Regions from separate parts of the Homo sapiens genome. Here region 1 is linked to region 2. Evidence: read pairs that join two places in POLR2A ChIA-PET (ENCODE). Cell type or tissue: Panc1. All regions are shown on one strand.

What was found. Peaks named below come from ENCODE experiments on the same cell type or tissue, not always from the same donor. Only the 100,000 strongest peaks of a DNase experiment are listed, where the experiment ranks them.
Region 1: POLR2A ChIA-PET joins it to region 2 with 16 read pairs; 3 of 35 experiments call an interaction of 5 or more read pairs at or near these places.

Annotation. Positions count from the first base shown.
Region 1 is chr2:26,636,296-26,644,295 of GRCh38, forward strand. CIB4 (calcium and integrin binding family member 4) reads right to left here and starts at 5,071. Exons shown (of 7, transcript NM_001029881.3): 1 at 4,966-5,071; 2 at 4,238-4,272. The coding sequence starts at 5,019. In Panc1, no CTCF peak of the experiment used is centred here; no DNase peak of the experiment used is centred here.
Region 2 is chr2:26,732,210-26,740,209 of GRCh38, forward strand. KCNK3 (potassium two pore domain channel subfamily K member 3) reads left to right here. Exons shown (of 2, transcript NM_002246.3): 2 at 1-1,211. Among named protein-coding and RNA genes, the nearest start is that of SLC35F6, 28 kb to the right of the region's middle. RefSeq lists enhancers at 5,725-6,225, 6,226-6,726. In Panc1, no CTCF peak of the experiment used is centred here; no DNase peak of the experiment used is centred here; H3K27ac peaks cover 4,985 bases.

The DNA.
Region 1 (8,000 bases), 96 kb before region 2:
ACTTCTTTCCTGCAAGTCTTTTTGTTTTTCCCAGAATGAATAATCACTTTCAGTTTTTTGCCTTGGTTTTTGTGTGCCTATCTTTATTTCATCTCCAAACTTTCTGCAGAAATAAGTACCTCTCAATATGGTATCTAGATAGATTCATTTTGTCTCTTAGAGACACCACTCTTGGAACCCCTGACTCCCTAATTCTAATCTGGACTGATTGCTTTCCAGGCCGACTGTCCTGCTGTCATCCTTCAGCTTCCCTTCACTATCTTCCTTGTAATTCGTTTTGCCTCTAGGTTGAAAGCCTTTGTTTCCCCGATCCTGGGTCTTCTTTTTTCTTGGTTTACTCGCTAGTTTTAATGAAGCACATCTCCCAAAAGCTTCCTATGAAAAGGTCCATAAGAGATGATTTTTTTAATTTGCATGACAAAAAGTATTGTTATCCTGCCCTGACTCTTGATTAATGGCTTAGCTAGAACTTATTTCTAGATTGAAATTTTTTCCTTAGAATTTTGAATGTGTTTAGCCACTGTCTTCCAACATAAGTCCAAAGCTATTCTCATTCCTGATTCTCTGTAGTCTGTTTTGCTCTCCGTGGAAGCACTCAGGATCTTCTCATCATCTCTGCCAGTCTGAAATGTCATGATGGCATGACTTAGTGTGTGTAGGCCGTTTTTTATTCTTTCCTCAAATACCTGGTGTCCCTTAGCTTTCGATTTCTACTTACAGGGAGGCTCTAAAATGCTGACCAGAAGCTCACCCTGCTCTTCATCATGCTGGTGGCCCTGAGTCAGGGGCCTGTCTGGCTCCAGCTCTCCCCAGATGGTTAGCTCCTGTCTTCCGCTGGGGCAGGGCAGGGGTGCCAAGTTGATTGTGGATTGCAGAGGGAGAGAGAAGGAATCACATAAGACTTTCAATCTGCCTTTCTGTTTTCACCTGATCCTGCATCCTGGCATTTGGAGGTTCCTGAGCCTTTCTGCGTTCTCGATTCCATCATCCAACCCCTGCAGGCAAAATTCTTTCAACTTTCTATTCAGCTAAGTCTGCGTCATGGGTCTATCTGCTTTGCACTTGTAAAATTTTTGTTGACCTCTCTCATCTGCTGTCATTGCTTGTGTTCTCTTTGTCCTTATGGGTTTCTTTCTTCTTCTTTTTGTTTTTTTTAATTCCTTTACTCTCCTTTTAGTAAACAGAGGTCAAAGAAAATGCTCTATTCTCCACGTAACTGGAAGCCCCCTGAACTTTGCTTTCTTAACTTAATAATATACCTTGGAGATGGCTCTATATCAAACAGAAAGCTCTTCCCCTCCTCTCTAAGGGCAGTCTTCCACAGAGGGATGAATCAGCACTTACTTCACCTGTGTCCTCTTCATGCAAGTGGAATGGCTGGGTCAAGGTGTACTTCTCATTTTGAACTGGGACATTTCAGCATCTCCTGCCTTCGCTGGTCCTCTTCCACTCTTCAAAGCTCTTGACAGCTATTCCACATTCTCAGCTGCTTCCCAGGCTGTGGTCTCCTGGGTCTGGAGACTCCCCTTGGTTTAAAGCAGCAGAGGGCTCTCACTGGTATCACCTTCCCATTTGAGAGTTTCTGCACTGCTGTCCCTGGCCCCACTAGTGCTTCTCACTCTGTCTTATCTGAAGGTGTCCAAGTAATAGGAGTTGGATACTTTGCCCTCTACTCTGCCTTCCTTATGCAGTGGCGTCCCCAACCCCACCACCCCCAGCGCTGACGCACGCCGGCCTTTGAGAGTGGGAGCCTCCTGAGCAGGAGCTACCCAGGGGCAGGCACAGGCCCTTCATGCTCAGGAATGGGTCTCTCAAGAGAAGGGGCAGGACAGAAAGAGCTTTAAGAACTGCTTGTTAGAGAAGTTTGCACTGAACCATGAACCGTGAACTGTGAACTGGAGCCTTCCCTGGCAGCACTCACAGGGACCCACCTCCCCAACACAACGCGGAGCCAAACTGTGCTCTTCTCCGGGGAAAGGCACCTTCCACAGGGATGGAAACAGACTGGAAACAGGATCTGGGAGGAGGTCGTCTCAGGTCCTGGGTGGGAGGTTCAGAAGGGAGGCGTCCATAAGCATGGCTCGCTTCCAAGGAACTCTTTCTCCGAAGGCCAAGGCAGAACAAATGAAAATGGAGGATCGATGTTCGAGAGAGAGCCTGAACCCTTCCCATACTCCTCTCACTCCTCTCGTCCACCACCCCATGCTCTCTCCTGGCATATAGGAGGAACCCCAGGGGTGGATCCATGAATGCCATTTGAAGCCCCTGGGTTAGAAAGAGGGGCAGGCATGGCCATGCCCCCTTGCTGAGAGTACAAACTGGTGCAACTCCTTTGAAGGACAACATTGTCTCACCCATCGAAGTTCTAAAATGTAGGCCGGGTGCAGTGGCTCACCCCTGTAATCCCAGCACTTTGGGATGCCAAGGTGGGAGGATCACTGGAGGTCAGGAGTTTGAGAACAGCCTGGCCAACATGGTGAAACCCTATCTCTACAGAAATACAAAAATTTGCCGGGCGTGGTGGCAGGCACCTGTAGTCCCAGCTACTCAGGAGGCTGAGGCAAGAGAATTATTTAAACCAGGGAGGCACAGGTTGCAGTGAGCCAAGATTGCACCACTGCACTCTAGCCTGGGAGACAGAGCAAGACTCTGTCTCAAAAAAAACCCCAAAAGCTTAAAAAAAAAAAAGGTACAGAACAGTATGAAGGGATAAATGCAACCATGTGAATGGGGTAAAAGGAGGATAAATGTGTTGGCTTATGTATGGAAAATTCTTCCAGAAGGCTAGATGGTAAGACAAACCAACAGTGAGCAGAGGCGGCCTTGAGGGAAAAGGACTGGGAGGAGAGAATGGAGACATTTTCTTTTCACTTAGAACTTTTACACTATTTGAATTTTCTTTTTTTTTTTTTAAATTATATTTTAAGTTCTGGGATACATGTGCAGAACATGCAGGTTTGTTACATAGGTATACACATGTCATGGTGGTTTGCTGCACCCATCAACCTGTCATCTACATTAGATATTTCTCTTCATGCTATCCCTCCCCTAGACCCCCACCCCCCAACAGGCCCCAGTGTGTGATGTTCCCCTCCCTGTGTCCATGTGTTCTCATTGTTCAACTCCCACTTATGACTGAGAACCATTATTTGAATTTTGAATTTTCTAGCCAGGTAGCATTTTTTTTTAGATTTCATTTTATTTTTATTCATGTGATACTTTTCAGAAAATTTCAATAGAGGTTATATGGGTAGTAGGATATGGGTCATTTGGAGTTATGTCATATTTTTCTATATTTAAAAAAGTGAGTGAATATTATTTTCAAAAGGGAAACAATGTCACTGGGTGACAGCCCCTGGTTAGCTCCCCGTGCCCTGGCCATCCCCCATCCTCATTTGTGCCTGGAGAGTCTTGCACTTGTGACAAAGTTGTTACCTGCCACCACCAGACCCTGAGTGGGAAATGTGGCTTCCGTGTGGTGACTGGGGAGGGTTAGTCCAAGCAAAGATGATGAGAGGGAACCTTCCCCCACCTTCCCCTGAAAGTGTCTTGGTGAGCTCCTTTATTCATCTAACAGGTTTTGTTGGGCACCTGGCTTGGCCCAAACACACAAACACACACACACCTCTCACACTATTCACTCTCCCCCACAGCCCCACGAGAAGGGTATTTGGCCACCTCCACGTTGAATGAAGTTTCTTCCCCACTGGACAGCGGTCCGCATGACAACAGGGAGCGGGGCTGCTCACCACCCCACCCTCAGGGCCTCCACGAGGCCAGCACATCACAGGCACCGGAGAAAGGGCAGGGAGGGAGGGAGGGAGGGAGGGAGGTGGAGAGGGAAGTCTGGGCTTCAGTCATGCATCCAAGTTTACCCAGCCAGTGGACAGCCAAAATGGGCTTCAGACATAAGTTCCCCAAGTCCTTTCCTTGTTCTCCTCATTATTCCAAAGAGGTTCTGTCCAGCTCCATGATCCTCTGAAGAAACCTCACTTTGGATCCCAGTAAAAGGTTAGCAGCCTAAAGCCTGGTGTCTCATTCAGCTCCAGTGGGGCTCTGCGGATCGTGGCCCCTGGGCCCTCCCATCCCTGCCTGCCGTGTCCCAGCCCCATCTCCAGGGCTGTGTGGCTCTGAGCAGGGACCACACTCAGGGACCAGCGTGAGGCTGTATTAGGGCAAGAATCCAGCTCAGAGGGAGGAGCTGGGAGAAGGAAAGAGGGGCGGGGCTTCTACTCACCACAGAATTTCATTTCTGGTCAGGAAGGTCAGGGCCTGCAACAAATCACAGAGAAGCGACGTGTCCACTCCATTCATCCCTGCTGTGGCCCCTGGGGAGTGGCGCAATTCAGAGGCTGGGGAGGAAATGCCCATTCTTTTGCTGCACAGCTGGGGGAACCCCAGGTTGAGGTGGATGCCTGAGGTGGCAGCAGGAGAGGAAATGGTGCTCTTTCTTACCCCCTAGTCTCTTACAGCCCTGGGAAGGAGGGCATTGGCACAGATGTGGAGAGCAGATCAGAGACAAGAGTGAAACTCTGGGCTCTGGTGCAGGAGACAGATGGAGGAAGGTAACCTTAGAGATCTCATCTGGGCCACATGGATGCAGATTTAGCAAAGAGAGGGACCACCGCTACCCCGCCTGGTAAACTCTAGAGCAAGCTTGTCCAACCCACGGCCTGCAGGCCACATGCAGCCCAGGACAGCTTTGAATGGGGTCCCAACACATATTTGTAAACTTTCTTAAAACATTATCAGATTTTTTCGTGATTTTTTTTTATTAGCTCATCAGCAAGCATTAGTGTTAGTGTATTTTATGTGTGGCCCAAGACAATTCTTCTTCCAATGTGGCCCAGGGAAGCCAAAAATTGGACACCCCTGCTAGAGCGTCAGGAAGGAATTTTCCCATTCATTCCACCTGCTTTAGGAAGCTCCCACCTCTGCCCAGAGTCCCTAGCCCGATCTACCCACCTGGTACTCTTCCAGGTCCTCCCAGTGCATCTGATACCTCAAGCATTGCCCCATGCCAACCACACCTTTCTGTCTGCCAGCAGTAGAACCTCAGCCTCAAGGACTCGCCAGCTGAGGCACCTCGTTGATCCAGTTGCCATGGTGACCTACATTCCACCTTCTGCCCATTCCACCTGAGTTACTGAGTTGGCAAAGAAACAAATTCTTTTCATTCCCATTCCACCTGAGTTGCTGAGTTAGCAAAGAAGCAAATTATTTTCAATCCCAAAGCTAAGAGGCATCAGTCCCATACAACAAGCAGAAAGGCAGTCCAAAGATGGGGCTGAGAGTCACACTGTCAGCTCAGGAGTCACAGTGCCTGGGCTCCAATCCCAGATCCACCCCATTGTAACCTGGGACAAGCTCTTCAATATCTGTGTGTCTTAGTTTCCTCATCTGTAAGTGGGGATGATAATCATGGGATTGTTGTGAGGATTGACGAATACAGGGAATAATGTCAGGCACATAGTAAGTGCTCAATAAATGCTAGCTATTTGAACCACAACCTAGCTGGGCATGGTGGCTCACGCCTCTAATCCCAATACTTTGGGAGGCCAAGTCTGGTGGATCACTTGAGGTGAGGCGTTTGCTACCAGCCTGGCCAACATGCAGAAACCCTGTCTCTACCAAAAAATACAAAAATTAGCTGGCATGGTGGCATGACCTGTAGTCCCAGTGACTCCAGAGGCTACGATGGGAGAATCGCTTGAACCTGGGAGGTAGAGGTTGCAGAGAGCCAAGATCGCACCACTGCACTCCAGCCTAGGACCCTGTCTCAAAAAAACAAAAAAACCCTACAACCTGCTGGGTGCAGAGGTGCACACCAGCACACCTGTAGTCCCAGCTACTCAGGAGGCTGAGGCAGGAGGATCGTTTGAGCCCAGGAGTTCATGGCTGCAGTGAGCGATGATCATACCACTGCACTTCAGCCTGGGTGACAGAGCAAGACCTTGTCTCTAACAAATCAAAATAAAAAATAAACAAGGAACCACAACCCCAGGACTATGCCAGGCATGGGGATGCCGAAATATATCAGCATAGATCCAACCTCAGGGAGTGGCCCAAAAAGTACAGAAAAGGGCGTTCCACCCCATCAGTCAGGGTCTCTGCAGGAACAAAGGGCACCATCAAATCAGGATCATGTGAAAAGGGTCTAAAAAAAGGACTCTCCACAAAGATGTGTTCAGGGTGTAGGGAAGTCACATGGATAACTGGATAACACAGACTCCTGAGCCCAACAACAAAGAGCTGCTACCCGACCCAGCACCACCCACCTGGAAGCACCACCCCAGCCCCACTCTCTCCTCTTTCTGTGATCTCCTACAGGGAAGAGAACAGGGCGGAGCAGGATGGGCAGACAGAGACAACGTCCAGCACAGGCATCAACATCACAGGCCAGGAGGGCCTTCCAGAAGCCATCACTCCCTCCCCTGCCTCCAGGAGGGTCTGCACACCCACCTTTGTCATGAAAGGCTGGTCTCCTTGTTCTAGAACACATCTTCCCTATGCTCTCCTGAGTAAACATCCCAGTGATTCTCTGATGACGCTTATTTATATCTCTGAAGTGCAACTGCCTGCTTTTTCTTTGACTGTCCTCCATGGGGATAGAGCCTGGCAGAAGGAAACCCGGGGCCCTCATTCCTTCATCTGCTCACCAGACACAGGTAGAATATCCACAGTGTGCCAGGGACTTGGCTTGACCCTGGGAGAGAGAGGACTGAACATGACTTCAACCCTCAAGGAACGTATGCTCTTCATGCTCTTTTAAGGGAGTAAGAAAAAAAAAAAAAAAAAAGAAATGTGTGCTCACCACACACACACACATACACACACACACATATATACACACACTAAAGCAGATGGAGGCAGATGTCACAGACGGGGAAGAGTACAGAGTTACGAGTGTTTAGAAGAGGAAAGGCTTGCTGGGCACCAAGCTTTCATGTAGGTGGTGGCATTTAAGTTGCTGTTATCATGCGGTGGTTAAGAACATGGGCTCTGAAATCTGAAAGGCCTGGCAGCATCTCTTCTTACTGCATCACCTCAAGCAAGTCATAAAATACTGTAAGCCTCAGTTTCCTCATCTGTAAAAGGGGAATGATAAATCCCTACTTCATAAGTATTGCAGGCATAAAATAAAATGATGGGTGTATGTGAAGCTCTTATTTAGCAAGATACCTGCTATGTATTGAGTTCTCAATAAAGGGTAAATTACCAGCCTGGCTAACATGGCGAAATCCCATCTCTACTAAAAATACAAAAATTAGCCAGGTGTGGTGGCGTGTGTCTGTAGTCCCAGCTACTGGGGAGGTTGAGGTATGAGAATCGCTTGAACCCAGGAGGTGGAGGTTGCAGTGAGCCAAGATCGTGCCTCTGTACTCCAGCCTGGGTGACAGAGTGAGACCCTGTTTCAAAACAAACAAAAATAAGGGTAAATTATATTACTACTTTTAAAAGTTGGGCCTGGGCCGGGCATGGTGGCTCATGCCTGTAATCCCAGCACTTTTGGAGGCCGAGGCAGGCAGATCACCTGAGGTCAAGAGTTCGAGACCAGACTGATCAATATGATGAAGCCCCATCTCTACTAAAAATACAAAAATTAGCCGGGCATGATGGCATGCACCTGTAATCCCAGCTACTCAGGAGGCTGAGACAGGAGAATCTCTTGAACCCAGGAGGCAGAGGATGCAGTGAGCCAAGATCTTGCCATTGCACTCCAGCCTGGGCAACAAGAGTGAAATTCCACCTCAAAAAAAAAAAAAAAGAGTTAGGCCTGGAAGGAAGGGTAGGACTTTTGCAGGCTAAGCCAGTGGTCAAACCCCATCTTCTGCTAACCCCTTTGAGCTTCTACCATCGTTGATTAAGCAGCTTCTATCTGCCAGGTGTGTGCATGTAAACTGTCTACATTCAGGCTCAAGCAGCTCATTGAGGGCAGTAGGGTGTCCTTGCTTCTTTGCTCTAGGGAAGGCGGAGGCTGGTGAGGTGAAGTGACGCTC
Region 2 (8,000 bases):
AGCACACAGCTCTGTACCTATCTAGCTCCATGCCTATCTATCTGCCTACCTTTCACAAAATAATTCTTAGCAACCCTGCTACAGCCAATGATTCTAATACGTTCTGTTCTATTGCATGTTATAAAATGCTGGTCACGATCCACTAAATTGATGTCTCTACCTGCTAATGGTTTAATACCTGCAGATTGAAATATACTGGAGAAATAAAGAGAGTGGGAGTAGGGACACTTTCTCCCAGTGCCCACACCGCCCCTCGTTACCCGCATAGGTCAACTGAAAGATACAGAGAGGGAAGCTTTGATGGGGGGTTCAGAGTTCAAAGGAAGAAATGATGGCACCTGCACTCCCTGCCCCCAGAGGCAGGACACAGCCAGCCCTCCTGTGACAGCACTCCTGGCAGCTCCTTGTTGGCCTGCAGCCCTCAGGGGGCTTAGTTGCCATTGACTCACCCACTCCTAAGGCCACCACATCAAAATCTGAGGCTTACTGCCCTGTCCCACCTGCCTCTGTCTTTCTTAAAACAGCTAAATGCAACAATAGCAGAAATTAGCTTGTTTTTGAGGTTGGCAATGACCAGTTCAAGGTGACTCTTATTTTCTTAAGCAGTGCTTGCAGGACATAAATGTGATGACACTTGCCCTCCTTTCTTTATCGCCTGGGACAGACTTTACAAACAGACCTGGGAGAAGTCCCCTAAGGGGCTGCATTTATCCCCATCTCCCTAGGGGTGATCAGCATTGTGACAGCTGGGCAGAGCAGTGGTGAACTGCACCCATGTCCCTGCTCACATCTCCTAAGATCTCAGAATTGCCTGAGGTTCTAGCGTGGGCTCCTTCTCTCCAGATGATGCCATCCCCACCCCCCTCATTTCCACACAGCATCTGAGGCATCCTGCACTAAAAGATATATGTACAGCAAAACAAAAATAGAAAACCAGCACAGCAGAGTGGAGGTGGGGTATAAATATACCCAGATCCCCGCTGATTTGGTTACTCGGGGTGAGCATCAGATGGAAATAGAAGTTTCCGGGGGCCAAGAGAGAAAGAGGGATGTAACGACAATTCTTTTCAAAACGTGTCCCATGGTATGCCTCGTGGAAAAAATGGTTCGTTGGTCAAATGAATTTGGGAAAATGCTGTCAATATCACCGACTCATGGAGCTTCGCAAGGCATCTTAGCTTAATAAAGGTTATGAAAAGTCTTGCAGCAAAGATGCTGTTTACCCCTGCTTAATCCAGCACTGCCCAAACTCATTCCAAATACCAGAGCCTCTGTTTGCACGACATCTCTCCGAGCCCTGTATGTCACAGCACATGCTTTGGGAAATGCTGATCCATCGAAATCTCACTGATGAAGAGAGAAGGCTGATCCTTCCTCCTCACCCCACACTAAATTATAAAAGAAGTTTAGCTTGCAAGTCCTTCTATAAGTGAAGACTACAACAATATAAAATACATATGTTATTCTCAATTGCGTGCCAGATTCGACCAAGGCTCAAAGCAGCCCGCTTGCTCAATATCAGGCAGTGAATTGATGGCAAAGCGGGGATTTGAACACAGGCCGATGGCTGCGAGGCATATGCTCTTACCCACCTGCTGTGTACTGTCCCATGATGATCCACATCTTCAGCAAAGGTGTGGCAGAAGTTCAGAGCTATTTATGATGTGGTCATTTCTTATTCAGAACCTCGGTGAGAGAGGAGGCTGTAATCTAAAGATGTCATCCTTCAAAGATGACAGATTCCATTGGAGCTAAGAAATCCTATTCTGGCCGGGTGCGATGGCTCACCCCTACAATCCCAGCACTTTGGGAGGTAGAGGTGGGCAGATCACCTGAGGTCAGGAGTTTGAGACCAGCCTGGCCAACATGGAGAAACCCTGTCTCTACCAAAAATACAAAAATTAGCTGGGTGTGGTGGCGTGCACCTGTAATCCCAGTTACTCAGGAGGCTGAGGCAGGAGAATCACTTGAACCTGGGAGGCGAAGGTTGCAGTGAGCCGAAATCATGCCACTGCACTCCAGCCTGGGCGACAGAGTGAGACTCTGTCTCAAAAAAAAAAAAAAAAAAAAGAAAGAAAGAAAGAAAAGAAATCCTATTTTACCTCAGGCCCTCACATTCCCACATTTAGCTCTTTCTGCAGGCTCAGCATTTCCCCCTACCCCCAAGCCCAGTAGCCTTCCCATAACTTATCTCAGGAAGCTAGAGGCAAGAGAGGGTTGTCCAGGGCCAGGGAAGGATGTGTTTAGGACAGACAAGTTGGCAGAAGAAAGAGGCACTGCCGACAGTGACCAAGCCAAGCTCCCTCCCTTGCAGCTCACATCACCATTTCCATTGAGCAGCACAAAGCTGTGGCCCCCTCTCAATCCCAAAGCTGGATTCAGGTAAGAAGTTGGAATGACTCTGTTTCTCAGGTAACCCCTGAAAAGTTCAATCTGTCGTGGACTCAGTACCTTCCTCTTGCCCAGTGAGGAAGGAGCCTTGATGCTGGAACAACAGCATCTTTTATTATTATTATTATTATTATTATTATTGAGATGGAGTCTTGCTGTGTTGCCCAGGCTGGAGTGCAGGGGCATGATCTTGGCTCACTGCAAACTCCACCTCCCAGGTTCAAGCAATTCTCCTGTCTCAGCCTCCCAAGTAGCTGGGATTACAGGCGCCCATCACCACACCCGGCTAATGTTTGTATTTTTAGTAGAGACAGGGTTTTACCATGTTGGCCAGGCTGGTCTTGAACTCCTGACCTCAAGTAATCTGCCCGCCTCAGCCTCCTAAAGTGCTAGGATTACAGGCGTGAGCCACCGAGTCCGGCAGCCATTACTTTTTCTCAAAGGTTGCAAAGATACACACACACACACACACACACTCACTCAGATAATTGTTCCAGCTCCTGTTTCAGAGGAAGGGATTTTGGTTCGAAGTGGAAGTGACATATTCAAGGTCATGAAGCGAGATAATGGTGTAGCCAAAATTAGTATCCACATAGCCCAACTTTCCAACACACACACACACACACACACACACACCAGTAAGGGCCCAGCCTTCTCTGACTCTGATTTCAGATGAAAACTGCTAATCTCTGAGGTTGAGTCACTCTGATGCTGGAAATTTACCACATCCACATCTGGACAAACACAGAGACTCACACTCCTGCCTCTCAGTCTCCCAGCTGCAGGGGAGGGCCTCGTGGGTGGTGCCAGCCCCTTAGGGCAAGGACTGTGATGGAATTGACCTCCGTGACCCTCTCTGGCCAGTGAACAGCACCCCCTCGAGAATCCATATGAACAGCATTTTGCAGTTACAGAGCTCTCACATCACTCTCTCATTTGATCATCAGAACAACACTGTGGGGCTGGGTGCGGTGGCTCACACCTATAATCCCAGCACTTTGAGAGGCCAAGGTAGGCAGATCACCTGAGGTCAGGAGTTCAAGACCAGCCTGGCCAACATGGCGAAACCCCATCTCTACTAAAAATACAAAAATTAGCCAGGCGTGGTGGCGGACACCTGTAATCCCAGCTACTTGGGAGGCTGAGGCAGGAGAATTGCTTGAACCCAGGAGGCGGAGGTTGCAGTGAGCCGAGATTGCGCCATTGCACTCTAGTCTGGGTGACAACAGCAAAACTCTGTCTCAAAAACAAAAAACAAAACAAAACAAAACAAAAAGAACAACGCTGTGGTTTAAGTGAGGATTAACACCCCTGTTTTACAGATTACAAAACTACAGTTTAGAAAGACCCAAGGTCCTGCAGGCAGGGACTGTTCCACATTCACCCTGTATGTGAAGCACTGGGCAGAGCCACAGGCATTTCCATGGTGATGGATGTGCTGGGCCAGGGCTGCAGCCCAGTCACAATAGCTCTGGGCCAGCAGTGTCCCGCTGTTCACCAGCCTCCCAGCTCACTGGGCAGCTTCCCATGGGTGGAGGAGCCCCCAGGTGGACACGGTTCACAGAACCCATCATCCAAAGGAGACAGGAGTTAGGAACACTTCACCCACTTCACCACATGTCCTGAGCAAACCCTGCCCAGAGCCTAGACTCGCGACCAACGGCAGCAAAATGTTCAGCCAATGACCTCTGCCCTTTGGCTGGAGGAGACCAAGGTTCCTGGGGAAAAGGTCATGCCTTTGACCGGGCTGACTCCCCAAATCAACACTCTCCCACAGTTGTTTCCTGGAAGAGGAAACACGTGACCAGGCCACTACTGACTATGGAATACATGCTGGACAATGGGAGTGAGAGGGCCCCCAGAGACCCTTGCCACCTTTCCCCATGCTCTTTGCCCTTGTTCAAACAGGCACTGGGAGCAGAGCAGTGAGCTCATTTCAAAGTAGACATCCAACCTGGGAAAAAGATGCCATCTCCCCTTCCTGCAGTTTCTATGAGTGATACCTGGGAGCCTGCAGCTCCAACTCTGCCAGGTTTCCTCTCTGAGGCTGACAACCCACAACTAGAGGGATCCTCCTTCTTTTCTTTTAGTTATCCAGGCTGGGGAGAACTGAGAGCATCTCTTTGTCCTTGGCTGTGCATACTGGTGGCAAATTCCAAGACAAGAGAAAAAATCAGTGTCTGTTAACCTTTTTTTTTTTTTTTTTTTTGAGATGGAGTCTCACTCTGTGGCCCAGGCTGGTGTGCGGTGGCATGATCTCAGCTCACTGCAACCTCCGCCTCCCGGGTTCAAGCAATTCTCTTGCCTCAGCCCCCTGAGTAGGTGGGATCACAAGCACCTGCCACCACACCTGGCTAATTTTTGTATTTTTAGTAGAGACGGGGTTTCGCCATGTTGGCCAGGCTGGTCTTGAACTCCTGACTTCAGGTGATCCGCCCGCCTCCACCTCCCAAAGTGCTGGGATTGCAGGTGTGAGACACCATGCCCAGCCTGTTACCTTTTGAGCCAGGCCTCTCCTGTGCCGAAGCTGAGCAGTTACCCTTTTTAATATCAGCGCCAGACTGCACTTTAGTGCCACTGAGCAGCTCCAGGCCTTTGATGAGGCTTCAGGTGTTGAAGCCTGGTTCCACATTAAATCTCTTCCTGCTCTCTCCTGGCCCCACATCACCCACTAATTTGGTAATATAGCCTTCTGTGCCATTACTCAAGCCTTTGATGAAAATATCAGAGGACAGAATCAGATAAGGGACCCTTAATTCAGGGTGACATTTATTCTGGCGTGTTCTTGGTGAACTGTTGCTGGCTCTGGCTACTCATCACTCCTTTTATCTGTTCTTGAAAATTATCTGTTTAATCAAAGCCAGCAGGTGGCTGGGCTCCAGTCACATCAGCACAGCTTCCTAGTCCCTAGATGTCAGTGACCTGGAGATTTGAACTTGCTAAAGATAGAAGGTGCTTCCTGGCTGGGCGCGGTGGCTCATGCCTCTAATCCCAGCACTTTGGGAGGACAAGGCGGGCAGATCACGAGGTCAGGAGTTCGAAACCAACCTGACCAACATGGTGAAACCCTGTCTGTACTAAAAATACAAAAATTAGCAGGGAGTGGTGGTGCGCACCTGTAATCCCAGCTACTCAGGAGGCTGAGACAGGAGAATCGCTTGAACCCAGGAGGCGGAGGTTGCAATAAGCCGAGATTGCGCCACTGCGAGACTCTGTCTCAAAAAAATAAAAATAAAAATAAAAATAAAAAAGGCACTTCCTTCCCTGACTAAGCTTTCACCCTTTCTCCCCCAGCCACCACCACTTTATCTGGGCTTCTTCATTTAGCCAAGCTCTGCCCAGCCCAAACCCCATCCCTAGCTCCTGACCTGGGCATGGCCCTTCCCAGCCCGTTCCCAGCTCAGACTTGAGCCCCTTCCTCTCTCAGGCACCTGTCCTGTCCTTGAAGAGAGGGAGCAAGAGGGCTGTCCCTTATCACTCAGGACAGCCTCCAAGGACTGAAATGTGCCACAGGAAACTTGATGGCCAGGGCTCTTAGATCAGTTGGGGCTGAGGTGTGTGGAGCAAACAATAGATATGAAGCATGTGCGAGGAGCTGGGCTAGGAGTGCTACTCAATTCTCCCAACACCCCTGCAGAGGGAGGTACAATTATCCCCATCCAGAGGTGAGGAGACTGGGGCTCAGGGAGGTCACCTTACTTATCCAAGGTCACCCAAGTGGCAGAACCAGGTTTCGAATCCAAGGCCACATGGCTCCACCTTCCACATCCATCCAGCCACCACAGTCTCTGGCCCTTGGGGCCACATTGTTTTCTTTGCCTTCCCAGGTGTGCCCCCCAACCTCATCCCTGCCCCTGAGCAAATGGGGATCCCAGATGCTGCTTCAGCAGCTTCTGGAAGGCAGAGTAAGCCAGAGCCCATCCCTTCCTGATCCTCCCTTCCCAGAGGGAGCAGCAGGTTGGTGGGGTGACATCAGGCTGTGGGGGAGCCACTTCATTGTTCCTGAGACCGAAGTGATTTGGAGTTAATCTCCAAATCTGGTGCCACAGACACAATAGGAACCCACTGCCACCGCCCCCTCCAGCCTTATCATGGTGAACAGATGGGCAGACCCCTCTCCGGGGTCTAAGTAGGGCATTGCTGAGGTTGCTGGGAGGCAGGGAGGGAGGCCAGTTGGCCATGGTGGGGGAAGGGGACAGTGGAGACAGTAGGGGTGGGACAAACCCAGCCCCACCCCACCCTTCCCTAGCCCCCCAGGGTGGATGGGATTCAAGCGTCAGCGCTCTGCTGCCACAATGGGCTGGCTCCAGCAGATCCTCAACACGCATTTCAGGGGACCCATGCACCCAGTCAGGCGACCATACAGACAATGCTTCAGGTCCTTTCTAGCTCCAAATTCTGTAGCCTAAGCTCACCGGAGCTGAGGGTCTACAAACTTACCACTTGAATTCCAGAATGAGGCTTGGGCAGTGCAGAGCCCAGCACCCCCAGGTCCTGAGCAGGCCCAGCCTCTGCCATTGGCCCTCACTGTCACAGGAGCACAGCATTAACAGAGAAAAATGAAGGAAGCCAACTGTTAAAGCCAAGGGCCCCTAGGAACTGTGAGTCCAATGCTTCATGTTTCAGAAGAGAACAGTAAGACAAAGAGGGGAGGGAGGACGGGCGCGGTGGCTCACGCCTATAATCCTAGCACTCTGGGAGGCCAAGGCAGGCAGATCACCTGAGGTCAGGAGTTCGAGACCAGCCTGGCCAACATGATGAAACCCCGTCTCTACTAAAAATACAAAAAAGTTAGCCGGGCGTGGTGGCGGGTGCCTGTAATCCCAGCTACTCGGGCGGCTGAGGCAGGAGAATCACCTGAACCCAAGAGGTAGGGTTGTAGTGAGCCAAGAATGCACCATTGCACTCCAGCCTGGGCGACAAGAGTGAAACTCCGTCTCACAAAAAAGAGGGAGGGAATGGGCCTCTGGGCTCCCTGGCTAGCGCTCTCCCCTATCTGCACCAGCTTCAAAACTCTATCTGTAACAGGCCAAAACTGGAAACAGCCTGCGTGTCCATCCACAGGGAAATGGATACATTAGCCGGGTATATGTGTGGCAAGGAATACAATACAGCCATGAAGAGGAAGAAGCTATTGAAACACACAAAAAGCAGAAGGAGTCAGACAAACAGGGGCACATATGGAAGGATTCCATTACTCTAAAGTTCCGGAAAACAGAAGCTAATCTAGAGGGGCAGAAAGCAGATGAACAGTTGCCCTGGCCCAGGGGAGGAGGCTGGGATTAAAAAGGTGAGCAGGCCAGGCGCAGTGGCTCACGCCTGTAATCCCAGCACTTTGGGAGGCCGAGGCGGGTGGATTCCTTGAGCCCAGGAGTTCAAGACCAGCTGGGCAACATAGTGAGACCCAATCTCTACTAAATAATCAAAAAAATTAGCCAGGTGTGGTGGCACGCACCTATGGTCCCAGCTACTCAGGAGGCTGAGAAAGGAGGATCACCCGAGCCCAGGAAGTCTAGGCAGCAGTGAGCCATGATTGTGCCACTGCACTCCAGCCTAGATGAGAGTGAGACACTGTCTCAAAAAAAAAAAGTTGAGGGGGCAGGGGGCGG